Regions from separate parts of the Mus musculus genome. Here regions 1 and 3 are each linked to region 2. Evidence: chromatin loops called from intact Hi-C (ENCODE). Cell type or tissue: heart. All regions are shown on one strand. Region 1 holds the start of Tardbp (TAR DNA binding protein). Region 2 holds the start of Exosc10 (exosome component 10). Region 3 overlaps Masp2 (mannan-binding lectin serine peptidase 2).

Region 1 (8,000 bases), 68 kb after region 2:
CAACACTAGTTTTTGGTTCCCAGCACCCACATGGTGGTACAAAACCTTTTGTAACTCAGTTCTAAGAGACTTGAAGCTCTCTTTGACCTCCAAGGACATATCTGCTACATACACAAGACACACGCTCGAGCAAAGCACGCAGGCAAATATCACAAAAACCTGTGAAGCAGAATGAAGCTTACCTGAACCATAAGAACCTCTCCAAAAGTACTGAAATAGTCTTTCAGATCCTGCTCAGTTGTTTTCCAGGGGAGACCCAACACTATGAGGTCAGATGTTTTCTGGACTGCTCTTTTCACTTTCACTGCAGAGGAAGCATCTGTCTCATCCATTTTCCTTTTGTTATCTAAACAAAGCAAAGCACAAGCACATGTGTGTTTAGTACTTCTTTAAAATGTTCTACTGTGCAGCACTTGACTTTACTCTCAGCACTCAGGAGGCAGAAGCAGGTTGATCTGTGAGTTCAAGCTCAGCCTTGTCTATGAAATGCAAACCAAGGCCAGGAGGTAATGAGGCAGGTGACCACTGAGTTTGAGGCCAGCAAGGTTCACAAAGTTCCACAGAGAAATCATGTCTCAAAACCACAAAAATAAAACCAAACCCATGGACATACACTAAGAAATTAAAAAGTAAAACAAGAGCAGATTTATGAAAAGTGAAAACTTTGGTAAGTCCCTTAAAGACTGAATGTAGCTTAAGTGGTTGGAGTGATTTTTCTAGTACCCCCAATTCTAGTTTTGAATCTTTCTGAAAACTGATTTTGAACACATAGTGGAATGTGTTGAGTATAAAGGAGGATATTTGTAAGCAGGTTCACACCTTCTGTCCTGTTATAGTTAGGGTGCGCAACCACGCCCAGCTTGGCAGGGTCCATTTTATTACTCCTGGTACTAAGCAACCTTCCCTTGGCTAGCTGGCTTGTGAGCTTCTAACAGCACTGTGTCTGTCTTGTATGTGGGTTCCAAATAGGATTGTCAGGCTTGCTCTGCAAGTGTTTTTACCGGATCGGGTTGTGAAATTATGCAAGACTGTAATCAACTGCATGTTCTCTTTCTCAAAAGCTGTATCAAAATAAGAACAATTCTACTTCATTTAATTTTGTGGTATTAAAATATATCTGACTGGCTGGCCAGGCATGGTGGCGCATGCCTTTAATCCCAGCACTCAGGAGGCAGAGGCAGGCGGATTTCTGAGTTGGAGGCCAGCCTGGTCTACAGAGTGAGTTCCAGGACAGCCAGGGCTACACAGAGAAACCCCGTCCCGAAAAACCATAAATAAATAAATCTGACTGATCTAGGGGATCACAACCCTCTTCTGATACACGTGTATAAATATCCATATACATAAACTCTTAAATTTTAAAAAAGCAACTTTCATTTCTACACGTAAACTGTTTTCTGCTATCCAAACTTTTAGCAATAGATATTTTGCAGTAAAAAGAACAAAACGAGATCACAGGCCTAAACCTCGGGTCACTTTAATTTATTAAGCAACATTTGTTATTTTACGGAGACAGGTGAAACTGCCCCCTGCCAAAAAGCCGGGCGGTGGTGGCGCATGCCTTGGGAGGCAGAGGCAGGTGGATTTTTGTAGACCAGCCTGGTCTACAAAGTGAGTTCCAAGACAGCCAGGGCTATACAGAGAAACCCTGTCTCAAAAAAACAACAAAAAATTCAAAAAACAAAAACCTGGTCCAAGAGTCCTCTCTTCTCATTCCCCCAATTATTACACGTGTACACCACACCTCAATGAACTACATGCCAGGCAAGCCCTGTAGAAGTTGAGTATTTCTTCCTGGCCCCAGGATCCTGGACTACCTTGAGACCGAAAGCATTATCAGAAATACCTTGGCCATAAGCTTTGGCTGTTCCGATTGGTTTATAATTTAATAATACCATTTATTCTAAGTTCTGTCCCGTGGCAAGTTACCTCTGCTCATGCTCCTGTCTCCCTCCTTCCTGTTTGTGGGTGCCCAACCCTCTTGTGTCTTCTCTATCCCCAAACCTTTCCCCCTATTGGATATCCCACCTTCTATTTCCTGCCTCAGCTACAGGCCAATCAGCTTTAACTAACAGATGCTGTATCCATACAGTACACAAGTGACTTTCTCTACAAAGCAATCTACCGAGTTCTAACCTTCAGCCCCTGTTCATTCCAACACAGCACCTCACTTTACCACCACTACCAGTCTTTGAAGTATGTGCCAACACGCCTAACCAACACCAGTGTCCCCAACCCAGGGTCTCCCTTTGTTGTAGTCCTGGCTATCCCCAATCTCTGAGATCCACTTGCTTCTGCCCCCTTGAGTGCTGGAATCAAAGACGTGCACCACAGACCCAGCTTTCTCAAACTTTCAAGAACGTCCATAGTAAGAGAGGGAGAAAAATCTCAGGTAGCTCTGCCCTAACTCAAGACTTGGGCTAGCGCAGTTGGTATTTTTTGAGGAGGGAAAAAGAAGAGATGGAGTAAGAACACTGGCGTTAAAAGCATCTGTCGTGTTTTCGGTCTTCTGAGATCAGGGTTTGGGTGTCAGCACCCACGCAGCAGCTCACAACCATACAGTTTTAGTTTCAGAAGGTTGAATGCCCTTTTGCACCAGGTGCACACACAGTGTAGAGACACACATACAAAACATTAATAACACATAAGATATAAATCTTTAATAAAACACAAATCTTAAAAGGATGATACGCCAGGACGACACACAGAGAAACCCTGTCTCGAAAATCCAAAAAACGATGAGACAAAGATGATTTTTGAGGCTGCAAGGAAAAGCTGGGCAGTGGTGGTGCACACCTTCAAACCTAGCACTTGGGAGGCAGAGGCAGGTGGATTTCTGAGTTCGAGGCCAGCCTGATCTACAGGGTGAGTTCCAGGACAGTCAGGGCTATACAGAGAAACCCTGTCTCGGGAAGGGGAAGAGAGAAAAAACAAAACAAAACCAAAAACAAAACAACCCAAAAGACTGAAAAACCCCGTTTCAAAAAGCCAAATTCTTTTACAAAACAGATGCATCTTTAAGGCATTTAGGTTTCACCACCTAAAATTAGCAATGACCATGTTCTGCCAGCTTCACATTTAAATTCATGCTCCTCAAAAAAAGAATCCTGCTTTTCAATTTCCATTTACTTAAACTGCTGACCTGCCAGAGTAGTCTAAGTCTAAACAAAGTTTATGAAAAAGTTAGGGTCATAGGAAACATTCCTCCATAACGACCAAACCCTCAAGTTGGAGCTCAACAATAGACTATTCTCCCAGCACACATGAAGCCCTGGATATTATAGTCTCACTTAAATTAAGATGGCACGGAAGTCTAACCATGGCCAGCAATACAGCAAAACCAAAATGATTAACAAACCTTTGGGATAGTTGACAACATATACCAGATTGCCCCAGCCAGCATCTGGGGCATGCAGAATTCCTTCCACCAGTCGGACTCCTCTCATACACTGAGACACGGGATTCCGGTAGCGCAGGCCGCATGCCCCTGGAAACTGGGCTGTAACTGTGGACAGCAACACCGTCCCATCGTCTTCTGATGGTATTTCAATGGGTTCATCGTTCTCATCTTCTGTTACCCGAATATATTCAGACATCTTTGCTTAAATCTCTTAAAGGAAAAAGAAATGAGCAAGAAAATCAGAGGAGTTATCTTTTCATAATTGGCTATTATCACACCACTTTATTCCCACTTCCTGAAAAGATTCCTGCTACCTAAAATGTTTCTTTTGCCATCCCTGAAAAAAAAATAGAGAAAAGGTATTTTCTAAAATAAAAATGTGATTTTGGGGGCTGTTGAGATGGCTCAGTGGGTAAGAGCACCCGACTGCTCTTCAGAAGGTCCAGAGTTCAAATCCCAGCAACCACATGGTGGCTCACAACCATCCGCAACAAGATCTGACTCCCTCTTCTGGAGTGTCTGAAGACAGCTACAGTGTACTTACATATATTAATAAAATAAATCTTTAAAAAAAAATGTGATTTTTGTCGAGCACGATAACCCACGCCTTTAATCTCAGCACTCTTGAGGCAGGCAGATCTTTTTGAGTTCGAGGCTGGCCTAGTCTACTGAGTTCCGGGGCAGCCACAGGGAAAACCGGTGTTCATGTGGCGCTCTGCCCGCCAGTTCTATTTTCTCAGCGCACACTATAAGCTTCCGGTGCTAAAATGGCAACAGTGTTACCATGTGGCCCGTTGGCTACAAAGCCAGACAAAAACAAGGTGTTAAAGAACTAAGTATCTGCCCCGATTTTTTTTCTTGCACTCGTCATTTCTTACCTGGAGCGCACAGATTACAGGCTACCGTATTTCGTAACCATTCTGAATTAAGTTTCTTCTATAGCCTGGACCTGAATCGGGTTTAGCACGTGCTTTAACGTGGAAAAAACCAGCCAAGCATTGGGATCTGAGGAACCCTCCCTGTGCTGGTGGAGCACGAACACCGACATCAGAACAGTTATCTAGCAGTTCTGGTGCTCATCCTCGGAAAGGTCTGGCTAAAGTTAGGCGTCGAGGGAGCAACGACGGCTACTCCGGGAGGTAGGCCGCCGCTTCCCAGAAGGCCGTGCGCGACAGACAACGTTGATGATTTTCCCCCCCTTTCAACTGGGCCCAGGGTGGGGCCCGCGGAGGTCCAAGTCCCATGGTGACAACAGTTATTCTCAAAAGCGACAATCTACAGGGACTAGGACGCCTGGAAACCCGGGGCGGCCACACACTTCCGCCCGTGGCTTCACAGCCAAGCAGAGGCCCGGCGTCCCGCTCCGGCTACTGCCCGCGCTTAGGCCTTAACGACGCGGCTGCGCGAGGCCAACCAGGCCCCGCTCTACCGCTCCCTCCCCGCGGCGCAGGCCGCACCGGGCCTCTCCGAAGCAACACTCGAGGCACGCAGGCCGGCCTTGGCGACCAACCTACCCGCTAGGCCACTGCTAGGAAGCACAAGGAGGAAGCACAGACGGGAAGGAATCCGACAACAGCCGCGCTACCGCTCCGTGCCCACAAAATGGCGCTAGGGCCGCCTCCCGCCCTCGCCCGCCTTCGGCCTCTCCCACTGGCTTCCCTGCAGGAGGGGCGCTCTCCGAGGGAAGCCACAGGCGCTCTCTCCTCCCAGAGGCTCGGATGCTAGCAGGCTCTTCGGCGTATAGAAAAAAGTAAAGAAACGCAACAATGAAAACAGCTGGGTCTGAAAAACTGACAGATGAAGGACAGAACGGCCACTCGGCCTTCCGAGTCCCCCTACGTAACGCGGTAGATGGCTTCGCCTGACCAACGGCCGGCCCTAGTCGAGGAGCTCGCGCGCGCCGAGAATGCGCGAGACTAGCGCAGGCCGGGACTGGGGCGGCAGGGGCGGGGCTAGGAGGGAAAGGGGGCGGAGCCTGCGACTGAACGCGTAAGGGCTTGGGGGGGAATCCCTGGGAACCCTGGGTTCCTAGTCTAAAGGCGACTCTTAAATGTCTTCTGCCTTTGCTCGTTAATTTCCAACGTGGAAACATTAACTTTGATCTGCAAAATGGTCCCTGTTCTAAGTACTATTTTGTATCAAGTACCTTTTAGCACTCTCTGGCTCTAGGGGGAGAAAAACAAACCAGAATCTTGTGAATGGCAGGCAAGTGTCTTCCCATTGACCTTGGGCTTAGCCATCAGATACTGTTTTAGAGACAGGGATCTCAAAGTCACTGTGTAGCCCAGGCTGTCCTTTAACTCATCAAGGCTGCCAAGTGTGGATGCTGCCCTAGCAGTCTACACGATAGTCGTGATACTCTCTCCTCTTTCAATAAGTGAAGAAACTGAGGCACAGAGTTGAGTACCTTGCATGAAGTCACCATGAGAAAGAGGCCCCACTAGGGTCTGAATCCTACAGCAAAAAACTACTTGGATGTTTCAGTATTTCGGTTCCAGTTGACGAGTCCTAGTATAACTTTAAAAAGGCTGAAGGCTAGCTCTACCACCAAGCAGCAGATGTAGACTCTTTACTCAGGGTTGGAATTTCTTGGTGTATCAGATTCAAAGCTTAGGCACAAAGGTTTTACACAGTTGCTTTATTTACTGAAACTGGGTCTTGCTGTACAGAACAGGCTGGCCTTGAGCTTGCTGGGTTCCTCCTGCCTCTGCCTCCCTTCTGGGAGGAATGGGGTAGGATTGCAGATCACCATCAGGCCAAGCCTTCCCACTTTAAGTTTATAAATGAATTCATTTCCTCCTCACAGCTACCTTGTAAGAAGATGGCATTGGAAGAACAGATGTTAATGTCTAGCCCCTAACTTCCATTAGAGCCCAGGCTGGCCAGGAACTCCTGGCCTGTCCTCCTGCCTCAACCATCTGAGTGCTGGGATTATAGGCATGAGTCCTTCCACCCAGCATTATTTACTTTTTGGTTTTGAACTTAACAAACAAACAAACAAAACAGGATTTCTGCGTAGTCTTTGGCTGGCTTAGAACTTACTGTGTAGACCAGGCTGGCCTCAGATTTGCTATGCCTTTCCTGAATCTGCGCCTTCAGTGTTGGGATTACAGGTGTGAGTCACCAAAATGGTTTTTTGTTTGTCTCCTAAGACAAGGTTTCATACAGCAGAGCCTGGGCCTGGCCTCCTGACTGTCCGGGATTACAGACCTGTGCTACCATGCCTGGAAAAGTCAAGAACTTTAACAGTAGTTTAAAAGGATGATTGCATTTTTTTTTTTTGATTTTTTTTTTTTTTTTTTTTTTTTTTTTTGGTTTTTCGAGAAAAGGTTTCTCTGTGTAGCCCTGGCTGTCGTGGAACTCACTTTGTAGACCAGGCTGGCTTCAAACTCAGAAATCCGCCTGTCTCTGCCTCCCGAGTGCTGGGATTAAAGGCGTGCGCCACCACGCCCAGCTTGCATTTTTTATTTATTTTCTGTGTTCACGTCTCTGTGGGAAACCAAACCTGCTCTGTGTGAGTTTTTCTGTGAGCCATCTAGCTGGCACCAGCTATCTTTTTTTTTTTTTTTAGACAGGGTCCTACTGTATATTCCAGGTTGACCTTCAAATCAGTCTTTCCCCCAGGCAGGTCTCCAGACTTCGGGAACTATAGATATGCATCATTACAGCTGCCCTGGAACTCAGAGAGCTCTGCCTGCCTCCACTTTCCAAGTGCTGGGATGAAAGGTGTATCTATGCCTCCACATCTGGCTAGACCATATTGGGTTTTTATTTAATTATTATTTTTCTTTTTGGGTCAGAGTCTCATGTGGCTCCCGCTGGCCTCCAACTTAATGCATAGCCCATGCTGGTCTTTGCTGTTGTTTCTATTCTAGCGTACTGGTATTAGAGGTGTGATACACCGCACCCCACCTGTGAGGGGAGCATTATAAGTTTTAAGGTTTGTTTTTTTTTTTTTTTCTTATCATGTGTGGGTGTTTTGCCTGCATGTATGTCTGTGCACTGTGGGCATGCCTGATGCTAACAGAGCCCAGGAGAGGGTGTTGGATACCCTAGAGTTATACATGCTTGTGAGCTGCCATGTGGGTGCTGGTAATTGAACCCAGGTCCTGTGGAAGGGCAGGCAGTGCTCTTAACCACTGAGCCATCTCTCTCTCTGTCTGTCTCTCTCTGTCTGTCTCTCTCTCTCTCTCTCTCTCTTTTTTTTTTTTTTTTGGTTTTTCAAGACAGGATTTCTCTGTATAGCCCTGGTTGTCCTGGAACTCACTTTGTAGACCAGACTGGCCTCCAACTCAGAAATCCACCTGCCTCTGCCTCCCGAGTGCTGGGATTCAAGGTGTGTGCCACCTGGCAGGGCCATCTCTCTTTTACTTGCTTTTTAAGAAAGGGTCTTGGTTGGGCTGGAATATTCGGCAGCCGTCATTTATCTGCCTTTGTAACGGGTGGGTTACACCTCATCGGTGTTATTTGTTTGCTGAGACTGGGCTCTGGTTTCCTGTCCTCGCCTGACAAGTGCTGTTATAACTACCATACCAAGCTAAAAACAAGTGCTGTTATAACTACCATACCAAGCTAAACACAAGTGCTGTTATAACTACCA
Region 2 (8,000 bases):
ATCTACAACTCTGAGGCAGAGAAAACTAACTGAAAATGACATAGGCTTTTGAAACCTCAAAGCCCAGCTCCAGCGACACTGTCCTCCAGCAGCTCTACACCTCATAATCCTTCCCAAATAGTTCCATCAGCTAGGGACCAAGTATTCAAATATATGAGCCTCTGGGGACCACCATCATCCAGACCTCCACAAGGAGTTACCTAGCAGACGTTAAGGCTGTGTCAGGCAGAGGAAGCAGTGGATCTGGAACCCTTGATGAGAGGGATGGTAAAAGGAAGATCCCAGGCTGCCATCAGCCCAGGGCACCCACCGGAGGCAGGTAGGTGCAATGGGGAAGAACCAGGCATGATTGCTTTGTGTTGTGATAGCACATGCACTGGCTGGGTGGTCTTGCATCAGAAGGAGGACGTTTAAATGCTCTAATGTGCAGACAAGACAACCACTGATGAATTGAAGACCTCGATGCAGAGGTCTTGAGGAAGGCAGGTCAAAGGCTGGGCTAGGGCTGTGGCTCAGTGGTAAAGTTATTGCCTACACTCACAGAACCTAGGTAATCGTCTCAGTACAGTGCAAAAAATAAAACCCACAAAGATGGCTTTGACACCCGACGCATGAGTCGGTCAAAGATGACATCACTGGTGACCTGTGTGGAGCCTGATAGCTAGACTAAAGTTGTTGAAGAGAATGAGGTGGAGGCAAAGAAAGGTGAGATGCTGCAGAACTCTTGAGCAGTCTCTGCAGGGAGGAGAGGCCTAAGTGAGCAAATAGAAGCTGTGGACTGCGGAGTCCTGGGTCTGAGGCGATGGCACAGAAGGACCCTCACTTAGCCACACCCCATGTCTCTAAGGAGTGTGTTCAGAAAACTGAGAAGGGCATCGTGACGCCTCATAGCTTTAATCTTGGTGTTCAAAAGTCAGACAGGCTCCAGCCAGGGCTTCATAGGCAGAGAAAGAGACCCTGTCTCAAACACAGAGACAAAAACCTGTGAGAAGGATGTAATCAAGGAGAGATTGAGACTACATAATCAGTACTTTGAATGTTGGACCCTGAGCACAAGGCAGGATGGTCAGAGGAGAGGAACGCATGCCTAGGTTTGGGAGAAGAGGAGACTGATGAAAAGAAGCCAGTCTGCAAGCCGCCCAGCATAGCCTCAGGGCTAGAACTGAACCATGACAAGTGGAGAAACCCTAGTATTTATGGAGATCTGGAAGACTTAAACAGTCATTGAGGTAGGAGAAAGGTGCTTTGCCAGCTAGGCGTGGTGGCTCATGCCTGCAATCCCAGTAGTAAAACAAAGCAGAAGTGCAGCTGGCTGGGTCATAACAGTGAGTTCTAGGAATACTCAAAAATAATCAGATGGGCAGGTACAACTACCTACTCAGGCCAGCTGATACTACATGAAGTCTCTCTCAAGACCCACTCCCCCCCACCCCCATCTCAAAGAAAAGAAAAAGAGGTGGGATGGGCCTGGAAAGGTGGCTCTGTGGTGAAAAGCAGGTGTTATCCTTGTGGTCCAGGTTTGGTTCCCAGCATCCATATATGGTTCATGCCTATCAGTAACTCCAATTCCAGGGCACCTGACTCCATGTTCTGACCTCCAAGAGCACAAACATGGTACACATATGGGCAAAACACTGAGGCACATAAAATTTAAAAATCTCTAAAACATAAAACAAAACCGTTCTCGCTTCGGTAGCAAATATACTAATGTTGGAATGATACAGAGAGGATTAGCATGGCCCCTGAGCAAGAATGACATGCAGAGGACTCTGGGAGGGGGGACTAAATAAATAAAATAATTAAAAAAAAAATCAAATAGAAATGCATAATCATACCGTGCATTATCTTTAGTCGACGAAGTTTAGATATTTGGGAGTCTGGGCTATTGATTACCAACAGTAAATGAATTTGGCTTTAAAAAAAAAAAAAGCATATTATCAAAGAAGCTCTATTGGCTAGTTAGGCTGCTGAGCCTGTGTGGGGACAAGATCTTAACTGTCCAGTAGAAACACTGATGAAAATTTGTGGGGTTCAAGCTAAATGACCTTGTTCACGCCTCAAATCTGATTTCGGAACAGCGCTATTAGGCACATCTTAGAACTGGGTCTATATTAAGAGATCAGTGTGCCTGCAGATGACACAGAGGTGAATTTCTCACTGCAGATGTGGTCTGTCCTTCCTGCTCTAGCTGAGCCAAACAAGAACATGGGCTGTGTTGTTGCCAAGTGCAGATGACAGTCTTTCTGCTTCCTAGGTCGGGATTTCTCTCATGATGACACTTTGGATGTTCCAACCCAAGTGGAGCTGCTTATCAAGCAGGCAACATCTCACGAGAACCTCTGCCAGTGCTACATTGGCTGGTGAGTGAGCCTGCAGAGGAGCCTCCTCAGCCAGGCATGGTGGGCATGCCCTTACTCCCCAGCACTGGGCACGCAGAGGCAGGCAAAACTCGAAGTTTCAGTACAGCCAAGGCTATAGTGGTGAAACCATGTCTCAAAAATATCTGAGAATGCTCCTTGTCTAACGGGAAACTGAGAGCTGTGATCTGTATCTGGAAGTCACAGCTGCTTCAGAGCTACAGTTTAGAATGGGCAGGTGTGTGACTTTCTGTGGTGGCTTTAGATTTTTGTTGTCACTCCTGAGATGTAGAAGGGCACAGGAAGAGTCAGAGCAATGACTAGAGAGAAAAAGGGAAGAAGAAGATTGGTAATCCTGTAATCGAGTCTGGGCAGAGAGATCTCTGGGAGCTCAGGCCCGTTAGCCCTTGACTAGTGATACTGACTGAGTCCCACGGGGCTCTGACTGACCGTCCCCTTTCTGTCACCTTCCTAGGTGTCCCTTCTGGTAACTGAGGCCTGGAAAACCACGTCGTCTCCTCCCAGGCTTTAGTACCTTGTCTGTGCTTCCAGTGGACTAAAACCATGGACAGACAGTTGGACTTGTTAAATATTTTGAAATGTATATGAAAAGAACTACTGTATATTCAAAGTTGGCTTCCGCCAACCTCCTAGCTGCTGTTGAAAAGACACTGTCAGAAACACAAGGCTTGATTCAGTTCCCAGGACAGTGAAACACAGTAATCCTTCAGAAGCCAAGCCTTGGATTTTGGGAGAACAGAAGATGGGTAACTGAGAAATACGGGTTTTGACTTAACTTACAAGAAAACTCATCATAAACATTGCTGACAGAATAATCCAGTTGGTCCTCTCAACCAGGGGCTCCAACGGCAAGGACACAGAGGTCGGCACTCCACTATCCTGTTACCTCACCCGTCCCTGGATGCAGTGGCGACATTTGCAGGATGGGCCAACATGGCTAAGAGAGTCTGTCTTCCGCCTGACCCCACGATGCTGAAACTCACAAGACCTGCCCTTCCAGGAGGACATTTGTTCAGAAGCCTGGCCACCGGGCATGAGCAGGTGTGCCAAGGATCTCCATGCGGGGCCACACTGGCTCTACTGTGTTCAGTGAGGGAGGGATATGCTGTATTTGCAGCAGGGACTCAGAACATAAATGCTGATCACAGAGGGACACACTAGAGCAGGTTGTGAGTTATAAGCAAAGTAAATATCCAACTAAATACACAAAGTATAAAGTAAAGCCACATCTAGACACCACGTTGTATCTGAGTAAATTTTGTGCCAATAAATGACATCAGAATTTTAAAAGCATATATGTGTATGACTGGCTTTCTGTTCATCATTTTGTAAATTCTGTTATTGGGCTTTGGATTAAACTCAGTGGTGAGCCACTGACTAACAGGCACAGGAGCTAACACCATTACATTCCAGCACTAGACAGGCAACCATGGGTCTCTTGAGTTTCAGGACTACACAGAAAACCCTGTCATAATAAACGAGAATACATACATACATACATACATACATACATACATACATACATACACACACACACACATAGGCGTGTCACTTTATCAGTATGGCACATGTATGTATGTGTATGGGTGCCCATGTCAGCCAGTTGAAGTCATCTGCTCCCTTGGAACTGGAGTTACAAGTGGTCATGAACTTCAAGCCTGCGTGCTGTGGTCCTCTTTAAAAAAAAACAGCGAGTGTTCTTAACTGCTTCAAAACCTCCCTTCCCTCCCTCGCCCAATGTTTTAAACAAATTGGAAAAACCCAATCCTAACGTGGTTTTGCACGTCTTTAATCCCAGCACTTGAGTGGATGAGGCAGGCGGATCGGAGGTGAAGAGCTAGCTTTAAATGTGATTTTGATTGTACCCTCCCTCCAGTTCTCAGGCGAGGCCACAGGTTTGTTAGGATACAGCGTGAAATCAAAGAAAAGCCTAAATTTCCCCATCGTTAAGGCAAGACCCACAAAGCTACGCTACTTGGTGAGGGGTGGGGGGAGGATTTAACCGCGCGCATGCGTGTTACGCCCGCCTCGGGCAGCCGGAACAATCTCGCGAGAAGAGCCGCCCTAGGACGGAAAAATGGCGCCTCCCAGTCCCCGGGAGCATCAGTCCGCGCCGGCGACCAGTGCGACCAAGCCTGACGCGGAGATGGTACTGCCTGGCTTCCCCGATGCAGACAGCTTCGTAAAGGTGAGTTCGCGGGCCCTGGGGCTCCCCAGGAGCCCCCTGTTCTGGCCGGAAACGGGTCTGAGGCTACGGGCTTCCGGCGCCCGTCACGGCGGCCTGACGGCGCGCACGGAGAGCGGGAGAGGAGGGCTCCGCGCTTCCGGTGTGAGCGCGTGTGGCTTCGCGTGTCGAGCCGTGTCCGCGGCCTCGGAGGGGCGTCCTTGTCACTACCTCTCCCGAGGGGCCCGACAGCTGGGAGACGCTCCCTCCCATTGCTCACCCCGCTGCTGCCCTGACGTCCGTTACCCCAATCTCGTGGGTTGACTGTCCCCCGTCACGGGTGACATCAAGCCTCTCCAAGTGTCAAAGGACCTCTTGAGAAGGAGCATAGAGTTTTTTTTTTTTTAATTTATTTAAAGTCTTTGTTCACAAAATTCATGATGCTGTCATTAGGCCTTCACACCTCCCATCTGCCGGGGTCCCCCAACCGTAAGATCATTTTCATTGATGGCCTTGCTGCAAGCAATCTATGTAGACATTAACTTCAAAGTAAATTGCGATCCTCTTGTTAGTTTAAAAAAATATATTATTTTCGTCGCTAATTTGTAACAGTAATTTTGCTACCGTTATGAATCATAATGTAAGCAGGCAGGGTATTGGTGGGTCTGTGACCCATTATTTATCAACGACAGCTGCTTCTGATTGTTTACCCTTAACTACCTCACAACAGTCTTATCGAAAGCACTGGATATAAAATGGTCATCTGAGTGGGGTGGGAGTGGTGCACACCTTTAATCCCAGCACTTGGGAGGCAGAGGCAGGCGGATCTCTGTATGTCTGAGCCCATCCTAACCCAGGTCCTGTAAGAGAAGTGCTAAGCGCTCTTTTAACACTGAGTCTCTCCAGCTCTTGTGAGGTTTTTTTTTTTTATTTATTTCTGTTGAATGGACAGGAATCCGTGTCTAAAATGTGTCTTTTTCTCTGGATTTTCAGTTTGCACTTGGGTCGGTAGTGGCAGTTACCAAGGCATCCGGGGGCCTGCCACAGTTCGGTGACGAGTATGATTTTTACAGAAGTTTCCCTGCCTTCCAGGCATTCTGTGAGACACAAGGAGACAGGTTACTGCAGTGGTAAGTTTATTACGTTGATTGAAAGAAAGAGGGGCTGGAGAGATGGCTGAGCGGTTAAGAGCACTAACTGTTCTTCCAAAGGTCCAGAGTTCAAATCCCAGCAACCAACCACGTGGTGGCTCACAACCATCTGTAATGAGATCCAATGCCCTCTTCTGGTGTGTCTGAAGACAGCTACAGTGTACTCACCTATAATAAATAAATAAATCTTAGAGAGAGAGAGAGAGAGAGAGAGAAGAGAGAGAGAGAGAGAGAGAGAGAGAGAGAGAGAGAGAGAGAGAGAGAGAGAGAGAGAGAGAGAGAGAAAGAAAGAAAGAAAGAAAGAAAGAAAGAAAGAAAGAAAGAAAGAAAGAAAGAAAGAGGAAGAAAGGAAGAAAGAAAAGATTTTCCTGAGGGTCACATACCTCAGCGGTTGGGAAGTAATGAGAATGGTTGGGTTTCTGGGTCTGAATTCCGGTACCAACCAACCACAAAAAAACAAAACAAACAAAAAAAAAAAGCACTGCTAAAGGCCAGTGAACATAGGATAATCGCATGGCCTCTGGTTGTTAAGAGAGCATACATGGAGCCCGGGCTAGCCTGGAACTTGCTATGTAGACCAAGCTGGCCTTGAAAATCTTAGAGATCAACCTTTCCCTACCTCTTGAGTGCTAAAATAGATATGTGCGCCATCACAGCCAGCATGATCTATGATCGTTAAAAATAAATTAGGGGCCAGCAAGATGATTCAGTAGGCAAAAGTCACCTAATTCTAAGCCTGACAGCATGAATTGAACCCCTGCGACTCTCAGGATGGAGCGAGCAAGCTTCTGCAAGTTGTCCTCTGACCTTTACACATGGGCAGGGGAACTCACACATAGATGTACACATTGTTTGTTTGTTTAAATCGTCTTTTGCTGTGTGTGGTGACTCACACCTTTAATCCCAGCACTAGGGAGGCAGAGGTGAGTAGGTCTCTGAGTTAAGGCCAGCGTGGTCTATAGAGTGAGTAGAACAGCCAAGGCTACGTGTTTCTCATCTGTTAATTGTTGGGGGAAATTACCTTAAAGTTATTATTTTATTGAGACTAGGTCTAACTCACTAAATTGCACAGGTTGGCTTCGAACTCACTGGGCCCAAGCCTTCCGTGAAGGCAGTATCACAAGTCTACACCACCAGGCCTGGTTTTGGGTCTTATGTCTGAAACATTGCTGTGAGGATATACATTTTATTAATTTCATCCAGACTGCTGGGAAGCCTGTGATCCGAGCCCTTTGTGGTGTTTTCCCAGACAGTGGATTGGTAGAGTAAAGCAGACATGCTAACCTTGGTTTTCCTCTCTTCCTTAGCATGAGTCGGGTAATGCAGTACCATGGCTGTCGCAGCAACATCAAAGACCGAAGTAAAGTGACTGAATTGGAGGACAAGTTTGATTTATTAGTCGATACCAATGACGTGATATTGGAGAGAGTGGTGAGTGCCTCCTGTCCACATAAGTAAACTCAGACAGAAAGCTCAGATATCAAAATGCAAGGAGAAACCCCAGTGTTACGGAAAATGGAGTAAGTGTAGCCCGGCCTAGCGGCCATACCTATGTCTCAGCACTGGAGAAGCAAAGGCAGGTGGGCCTCTGAGTTCCAGACCAGCCTGCTCTACACAGTAAGACCTCTCTGATAGGGAGATGGGTGGGTGGGTGGGTGGGTGGATAGATAGATGGACATTTTCATTACATGGATGGGCACGTGCTCCTGAGTGCCAGTGTCAGTGGAGACCTGCGATCTTGGAGCTGGAGTTACAAGCAGTTGTGACCCACCTAACATGGGTGCTGGGGTAGAGTACCAGTCCTCTGCAAGAGCCATACGTGCTCTCTCCAGCCCCCGTCCATGCTTTGCAAAAACAGTTACACTTTTTAGCTCTGAAAAATGGCTCACAGCCGGGCATGGTGGCGCACGCCTTTAATCCCAGCACTTGGGAGGCAGAGGCAGAGGCAGGCGAATTTCTGAGTTCGAGGCCAGCCTGGTCTACAGAGTGAGTTCCAGGACAGCCAGTGCTACACAGAGAAACCTGTTTCGAAAAACCAAAAAAAAAAGAAAGAAAGAAAAATGGCTCACAAGTTAAGAGCGCTTTCTGCTCTTCTAGAGGACCCAGGTTAAATTCCCAGCACCCACGTGGCAGCTCACAACATCCTCACACAGACATACATGCAAGCAAAATACCAATACATATAGAATAAGATAAATAAATCATTTATAAAAATTTAAAATCTTAATTGGCAAGTTGAAATTCTGAATACTTGTAATATATAAATAAATGATATATTACATTTATCTAATTTTAATTTATTCATTT
Region 3 (8,000 bases), 49 kb after region 2:
CTCAACCTCTCTGCTCAGAAAGCTTCTACCCGGTTGCCACTGGATTGATGATGGCTCTTCCCTCCTCTGCCCGGGTGACTTAACCTGCCACTGGTTTAGCAACGGTGCTACTTGCAACTCTGGGCCCAGGCCCAGGCGAAGCAACAGGCCTCCTATCAAGTGGGTCAGGGCCACCAAAGCCTGAGCTCTCTGTTCCATCTCTTTCCCTCCTGTCTGCCTGGCCTCTCTCCTTTAGATGTGGATGAATGCAGAGTGTCTCTGGGAGACTCAGTCCCTTGTGACCATTATTGCCACAACTACTTGGGCGGCTACTATTGCTCCTGCAGAGCGGGCTACGTTCTCCACCAGAACAAGCACACGTGCTCAGGTGAGGGGGTAGGGGCATCCCATCTACACCAGGTTATTCCAGCTACCAAAGCAGGAGTTGTTCTGCCCAGGGAGCTGGGCTCTTCTGCTTCCTCCAACACTATTAGCATGTCTAACTCCTCCCACTTTCCCTCCCTCCAATGGTGTACTTTGATCCCGCCCCTACTCTTGGAACCCCTAGTTCCATCAGCCAATTGTCTCTGCCTTCTGGGTGCTTCCTAGGTGGGCTTGGTATCTCTGGATAAGCCGGGCACACCTTAAGCTTCCAGTGTCTACCATAGGACCTCAAAGTAGAGGAGTGTAGGCAGGCTCAGAGCCATGGCTCCCGACCCCAGTGGGTGAACCTTTGGCCTCCTCTACCCTGTCTCTTGATCCTTTGCCCTAGCCCTTCTCTCCTCAGCCTTCCTGATGCTCCCCCACCCCCCATTTCTCTTCCAGAGCAGAGCCTCTAAACCTCCCTCAGCAACAGCCCGCCCACCCCAGTGAGTCAGATACCAGTCAGTACATGCCCACACGATGCTGCTCTGTCAGGCTGGAATGACTGCCAGCTACAGCACCCATTCACCTTAACCATGACAATAATAAACCTGCCTCCGTTTCCACTGTGGCTGTGTGTCTCTTGCCGGGGTTGGGGTGACGGGTTTGGAGGGCAGTAGAGTAACCTCAGTCCCTTCATCTTAGCCCTCCTCCTTGTCAGGAACTCCCTGAGCGCACACACCACACGGAGATCCTCTCACCTCTACTGGGTTCCCTGGGGCTGATCTTAGGACATTTTAGCTAGTTCTTATTTATAGGTCAATGCAGGTCTTTGTTCCCTGTCCCGGGGAGCTTGATTCAAAACAGAGACCAAAGGGGGTGTTACTGGGGGATCAGGCTAGCCACCCTGCATCCAGGGATGTCCTCTCTGCTGGTATGGAGCCACCTTCCAAAAGGAGGGCAGTACCGAGAGCCTTAGCTTCCTACAGGCCTTCTTCCCAGCCTGTCCCCATCATGAGCAGGCGGGCAGGGAACAGAACTGGAGCCTGATCTCCACAGGGCACCTGGCAGCCCAAAAGAGGAAAGCAGACTGTGTACATACTGGTAACCAACTTCCCTAGACCAGGGCCACTTCTAAGGGAAAGGCCTGTTCAGCTTGTTACCTGGGATCAAGGGCTCTGGGCTGGTCCCTGCCAGATATGGGTGGAAGCCCCCTTGTGGCCTCACTTGGGAACTGCTGAGCTGGGCACTGAGTGATATGAGAGCAGAAGAAACCCTTAGTTCAAGGGGCCTCCTCTGTCCTTTTCCTGGAGTCATAGGGACCTTGGGAAGGTGGCCTGCCTCCTATTTCCAGGGCCCCCCTCCCTCTGGCTTTGCTCTCCACCTCTTTGTGACTCTGAATCATCAGATAAACTATCACATCACGCTTTAGCCAAAGCCTGAGGAGAATGGAGCCCCCTTCCCCACTGCCATTCATCATCGTTTGGTGTGGGAGATGGGGTACTCTCCTGCCTCTGCAGATTATCAAGTGCAGGGTCTTGACCAAGCCCAGGATCTAGATGTCGCAGGCATTCTCTATCCTCCAGTATCCCTCCAGGAGCAGAGCCTTTTTTGTTTTTTTTTTTTTAAGACAGGGTTTCTCTGTGTAGCCCTGGCTGTCCTGGAACTCACTCTGTAGACCAGGCTGGCCTCAAACTCAGAAATCCGCCTGCCTCTGCCTCCCAAGTGCTGGGATTAAAGGCATGCGCCACCACGCCCGGCCCTATCCAATCTTCTTTCTTCCCAGCCCTTTGTTCAGGCCAGGTGTTCACAGGAAGATCTGGGTATCTCAGTAGCCCTGAGTACCCACAGCCATACCCCAAGCTCTCCAGCTGCACCTACAGCATCCGCCTGGAGGACGGCTTCAGTGTCATCCTGGACTTCGTGGAGTCCTTCGATGTGGAGACGCACCCTGAAGCCCAGTGCCCCTATGACTCCCTCAAGGTCTGGCTCTTGCATCCTTGTCACAGCTCTTTTCCCTCCCCCATCTTTCAACACTGCGCCTATGGCTGTTCTCCAGTGAATCTTAATCAACCTTTCTTTGCGGGGCTGGGGGTAGGTCTAAGCCAGGCTGTGGCTTCAGCATTAAGACATCCCACCTTTTGTTCCCAGCCTGCCCAAGCCAGTTCAAGTTACTTTGCTTCCATCTAACTGGGGCTAGAACCCTGCAGCAGGTCCCTGGGGTTCTTTATTCAGATTCAAACAGACAAGGGGGAACACGGCCCATTTTGTGGGAAGACGCTGCCTCCCAGGATTGAAACTGACAGCCACAAGGTGACCATCACCTTTGCCACTGACGAGTCGGGGAACCACACAGGCTGGAAGATACACTACACAAGCACAGGTGAGCGAATGGCCTGCCCCCAGATGCAGGCAGCAAAAGAAAGTGTCCCTTATGCAGCATCAGCAAGCTACAAAGCATTGGACTCCTCTATCGCAGGCCAGGGAAGGGAGCCCTGCTTGAGGACGGTGGTCTGTCAAGTGATGGCCCTTGATCAGAAAACAGCAACAGACAGACTACCCTTCCCCCTCGCACCCCATACTCAGCCAGCCATTTACCTAAGCAACCCCCTCTTTGCTCAACTCTGGTGTTCTGAGTTAGGGTCTATCTTTTGTTCTATAGCGGTAGCTGGCCTTAAGCTCTGATCGCCCTGCCTCAGCACAGGTCCATGCTCCCTCTGTACCACCCCCCTCAGCACCCACCGGCCCGGCCCAGACAGCTATTTACCTGCCCGTCTTTACTCTTCATAGAGATGTACTAACAGGGGTGAAGCCCAGTGGCAGTGAGCCTGTCCAGCATGCACAGGCTCTGTGCTCAAGTTCACATTATTTAAAAAAAAAAAAAAAAAAAGTGTGCCAAAAGTACTAAATGCAGAGAGGGGCCAGGGTCCCCAACAACACCTGCTCCCAATCCAGAGGAGAAATGTGATGTCATTGTGGCACAGCCTTTGAGGGGTGGGGACGGGACAGGGCAGTGGTGTTTCAAGACAGGGTTTCTCTGTATAACAGCCCTGGCTGTCCTTGAACACACAAACTCAGAGGTCCACCTGCTTTTGCCTCCCAAGTACTGGGATCAAAGGTGTATGCCACCATACCTGGCTCTTGGTTTTCATACCTGGCTCTTGGTTTTCTTTTTTTTTTTTTCTCTCCTAAGACAGGGTTTCTCTGTGTAGCCCTGGCTGTCCTGGAACTCACTCTGTAGACCAGGCTGGCCTCGAACTCAGAAATCCGCCTGCCTCTGCCTCCCAAGTGCTGGGATTAAAGGTGTGCCCCACTACTGCCCAGCCTGGCACATGATTTTAATCCCAGCACTCAGGAGGCAGAGGCAGGCAGAACTCTGTGAGTTCTAGACCAGCCTGGTCTACAGCTCAGTTTCCAGGACAGTTAAGAATACACCATAAAACGGTGTCTCAAAAGACCAAAATAGTCTGTATGCCATGTGTGTACAAATGCCAAGGACATCTGAAGGGTCAGACCCCCTGAGGCTGGAGTTATAAGTGGATGTAAGCACTGATGTGGGTGCTGGGACCCCACCTGGAGTCCTCTGGAAAGCAGTGTTCTTACCTGTTGTACCATGTCTACATCTCCAAATCTAGTTTACCTACCTACCTGTAGCTGAGTCATGGACAAAGAAATGGCCGGGCAGTGGTGACACACTCCTTTAATCCCAGCACTTGGGAGGCAGAGGCAGGCGAAGAATTTCTGAGTTCGAGGACAGCCTGGACTACAGAGTAGTTCCAGGACAGCCAGGGCTACACAAAGAAACCCTGTCTCAAAAACCAAAAAAAAAAAAAAAAAGTCTTGCTGTCCTGTACTCACTTTGTTTGTTGATCAGGCTGGCCTTGAACTCAGAGAGATCCACCTGTCTCTGCCTCCTGAGTGCTAGGAATAAAAGTGTGTGCCACCACACCCAGCAAGACACAAGTCTTGATTTGTGTGCAAGTAATTCAGCTTAAATTTTGCCTTTGGTGTGAAGTGTTTGGATGACCACCACACGTGAGGCAGGCTCTCTATGCCTCTTGTTTCCTTTATAAACTGAAAATGCAGATTGCTGACTTCAGGTTTGGCTGTTACAGACATAAACAATAAACCTGTTTCCCTTGCACAGCACGGCCCTGCCCTGATCCAACGGCGCCACCTAATGGCAGCATTTCACCTGTGCAAGCCATATATGTCCTGAAGGACAGGTTTTCTGTCTTCTGCAAGACAGGCTTCGAGCTTCTGCAAGTGAGTTACTAAAAAAATGCTAATGATCAAGATGGCTTTGGGATGAGAGATGAAAACAGGAAGTACCTATTCAGAAAATCAAAGTAGTACATTTGCAGAAAACAATGAAGGATGACAGGAGACTTGTGTGGTGGTGGGGGTCCTGTCTGTACAGTCACTGTCTTCAGACACACCAGAAGAGGCATCCGATCCCATTATAGATGGTTGTGAGCACACCCCACAGCCGTCTGCCCTAACCACTCTTGTAGGCTAGTCATTACAGAGAACTTCCGATCATTTGCACACTGCAGCAGCTCTGTAAAGTGGCTGAAACAACAGAACAGAGTGAGCTCGCCCTGCCCCACAAGCTCTGCATAGCTCTTCCTGTAAAATTAAGTCCTCCCTGGTCAGTGGATAGCTTTCCCCTGGAACAACTCCTGAGCCCACAAAGGTTAGACCTGGAAAGAATGCATTCTGCAAAGTTATAAATAGTGCTCACTGTTTAGGGAGAGGGAATATAATTTTAAAAACTGCTTAGTGTGTTGCTTCAGGAGCACAGGTAAGAGATTAACTCATCTTTGTGTTCTTCAAAATTGTCACTGAATCCCAGAGGTAGAAAGCAATAACCCTGGAATGACAGCCAGGGATGGTGTCCAGCCCATGGAGGGTCCAATCAGAGAGTCCCACCTGGCAAAACTCCTCTTCAGGCTCTTTTCTACCGTTCCATGGATTGCAAGTCCACAAACCTGTTTTGAAACAGTTTCATTGTTGGCCTTAAAGCTTATTATAGCGGAGCATGACCTTGTCCTGACCCTCTTTTCAGTCTCCATGCTGCTGAAGCAAGCATGTCCGGACTCTCGCTTCCCAAGTGCAGTAATGGATAATGTATGTTGTGCCATCATACTGTTTCTGTGTTTTGGATCAAACCCAGGACTTTCTGGATGCTAGACATTCTTTATGTCCTTTGAAACAGCTTTTGCAAATGGCTGCCTCTTCCATTAATGCTTGCCTTCTCTCTTGGGACTATGTAGACCCATGCTGACCTCAAACTCAGAGACCGACATGCATTTGATTGTGTATACCACCACACTTGGCTTAATGTTTGACTTTAGTAACTGATCTTGCAGTTTTTCTCAAACCTTGGCACTTTCCCTTTAGGAGTGTGTGTGGGGGTGTGGGGTGGGACAGGAGGTACAGTTGAAAAAGTGTTTCTCTGTGTAGCTTTGACTGCCCTGGGACTTGGTCTGTAGACCAGGCTGGCCTTGAACTCGAGAGACCCACCTGCCTCTGCGTCCCTGAGATGCCAACAGGCTGGGCTCCTTTTAGCACTTCTGAAAAAGTTACATTTGTGTGTATGTGCAGTTAAAAACCACACACTAGTGGTGGTCAGAGGCAGCTCCAGATCTCTACCATGTAGGTTCCAAGTATCAAATTCAGGTTGTCAGGCTTGTCAGTCAACTATTCACCTTTTCTACAAAGCCAGGGTTTTTGTTTTTTTGAGACAGGGTTTCTCTGTAGGCCTGGATGTGCTGGAACTCACTCTGCAGACCAGGCTGGCCTCGAACTCAGAAATCCGCCTGCCTCTGCCTCCTGAGTGCTGGGATTAAAGGTGTGTATCACCACTGCCTGGTCTTTTTTAAAAGGTGGGAGATAGTACAGGCCTTCAATCCCAGCACTCAGGAGGCAGAGGTGGGTAAATCTAGTCTGGTCAGCCTACAGAGGTCCAGGACAGCAGAACTTCATAAAAATGAGTGGTGGGAGGGTCTGGAGCTAGCCACTCACCCTCTAAGGGAATCAAACGAGAAGCACCAACAAGCGCTTTCAGCCAGACATTGTGTTCTTGGATGTGTTGGAAAGCCGTATGTGTACAGTTATTTATGCATAAAAGGCCACCACAGTTAAAACAGAAGTAAACAGTACATAAACCAGCAGGGCTGTTTGTTGCAAAACACTAAGCAAGGCAGCTGGGTCACAGGTCCAAGTGCAGGCCTTCCATGGTTGTTGCCCTGACTTGCTGTTCTGGGGGAGTGACCTGATGTTAATAGGGAGCTAGCTCATTTTCTGAATTTCCTCTTCAGGGTTCTGTCCCCCTGAAATCATTCACTGCTGTCTGTCAGAAAGATGGATCTTGGGACCGGCCGATGCCAGAGTGCAGCAGTATGGTCATATGGTGACAATCCCCTTTCCTTGGTGCTGCCTGTACCATTTGTATTCTTTTCACGTGTGCACACAGGTTAGAGCAGTGGTTCTCAATCTTCCTGTGCTGTGACCCTTAAATATAGTTCACATTGTAGTGACCCCAGCCATGAAATTTTAGTTGCTATTTTATAACCGTGAGTTTGTTGTTATGAATTGTAATGTAAAATTTGTTTTCAATGGTCACAGGCGACCCCCAAAGTGGTGGCGGCACAGGTTGAGAACCACTGGGTCAGCAGGAGCCTGACATTCTGTCTCACCAGCCCCAAGGATCTCAGTTAAAAGGCACATTGCCAAGTCCGGGACCTGGGGACCTGAATTCTCCCATTGAGGAATCTCCCCAGTCCCCCATCAACACTTCTGTGGCTTTAGTCATTCCCATTTCCTCTGCCAAATGAACTACTCACTTCTTAGGGCTTGAGTTCCAGAAGTACTGGGGAAAGACAGGATGCTCTGAAATCATTTCTAAGAGTAGATACTCCTTGTAGACAAGAAATGTACGGGGGAAACCACCTTGAGTATTTTAATTCCTATCACCCCACAGGAAACCATGCTGCTGCCTGTAGGCTTCTCTCCAGCTACAGCCCTTCACCTGTCAGCATGCATGCACAGGCCACAGTGTGGTTAGAGGGAGTTCCGTACAGTGCATACACCTGTCTACCACACACACACAAAGATAACGGCACTTTGGAAACTAAGACTAGGAATGTCTCAAGAACCAACTAGTACTCTTTCAACTACAAGAATACATATGTGAAAACAAAAACTTCCAGAAGCAGACAAATGAAAAGCTCTTCTCCATCTCCACCAACACCCATTAAAGAGTCTAAGTGCTGCCCAATGACCTCACTGGCCTGGCACTCAGGAAGCCTGTCTTCCCATTGTGTGCTGGCACACACGTTTGTGCACATAGGTTACACAGTATAGCACTTCTGAGAAACAACTCCAAGGAGAATTTAAATGTTTTTACAAATTCACATTCTTGCCAATGGTTTACTAGTTAGTTCTTTCAGTGACGCTGAAAGATGCTGAGCTGGGTTTGGCAATATGTGGTGCATCAGTCATCTAACTCTGCCATTGCTTGCTACACAGGTGCTATTTACCTGTGGCCTGTCAGAGCAGCCCAAACAGACTGAGACAAGTGGTGGAGGCAGGTAGAACTATAGAGTTTCTGAACAGCTAGAGTTAAAAAGAGATTGTCTCACAAACTAAAAGCA

What was found. A loop is a pair of places that touch in the nucleus more often than their neighbours do. Peaks named below come from ENCODE experiments on the same cell type or tissue, not always from the same donor. Only the 100,000 strongest peaks of a DNase experiment are listed, where the experiment ranks them.
Region 1: it touches region 2 in a loop (2.1-fold over the local background); 4 of 42 quality-filtered maps call a loop at or near these places.
Region 3: a loop joins it to region 2, with 2.0 times the contacts of the local background. A loop is called at or near these places in 12 of 42 quality-filtered maps.

What each region holds. Positions count from the first base shown.
Region 1 is chr4:148,621,767-148,629,766 of GRCm38, forward strand. Tardbp (TAR DNA binding protein) reads right to left here and starts at 5,230. Exons shown (of 6, transcript NM_145556.4): 1 at 4,915-5,230; 2 at 3,359-3,610; 3 at 183-346. The coding sequence starts at 3,596. In heart, a CTCF peak has its summit at 3,415; DNase peaks (open chromatin) are centred at 5,025 and 5,305; H3K4me3 peaks cover 2,707 bases; H3K27ac peaks cover 2,091 bases.
Region 2 is chr4:148,554,013-148,562,012 of GRCm38, forward strand. Mtor (mechanistic target of rapamycin kinase) reads left to right here. Exons shown (of 58, transcript NM_020009.2): 57 at 2,255-2,360; 58 at 2,833-3,673. The coding sequence ends at 2,848. It overlaps Exosc10 (exosome component 10), which reads left to right and starts at 4,407. Exons shown (of 25, transcript NM_016699.3): 1 at 4,407-4,566; 2 at 5,536-5,672; 3 at 7,001-7,124. The coding sequence starts at 4,456. It also overlaps the pseudogene Gm23318. In heart, no CTCF peak of the experiment used is centred here; a DNase peak (open chromatin) is centred at 4,439; H3K4me3 peaks cover 1,834 bases; H3K27ac peaks cover 1,493 bases.
Region 3 is chr4:148,603,452-148,611,451 of GRCm38, forward strand. It overlaps Masp2 (mannan-binding lectin serine peptidase 2), which reads left to right. Exons shown (of 11, transcript NM_001003893.2): 4 at 236-367; 5 at 2,129-2,325; 6 at 2,578-2,725; 7 at 4,490-4,608; 8 at 6,666-6,744. Among named protein-coding and RNA genes, the nearest start is that of Masp2, 4.9 kb to the left of the region's middle. In heart, CTCF peaks have their summits at 1,558 (motif pointing left) and 4,520 (motif pointing left); DNase peaks (open chromatin) are centred at 1,290 and 1,440.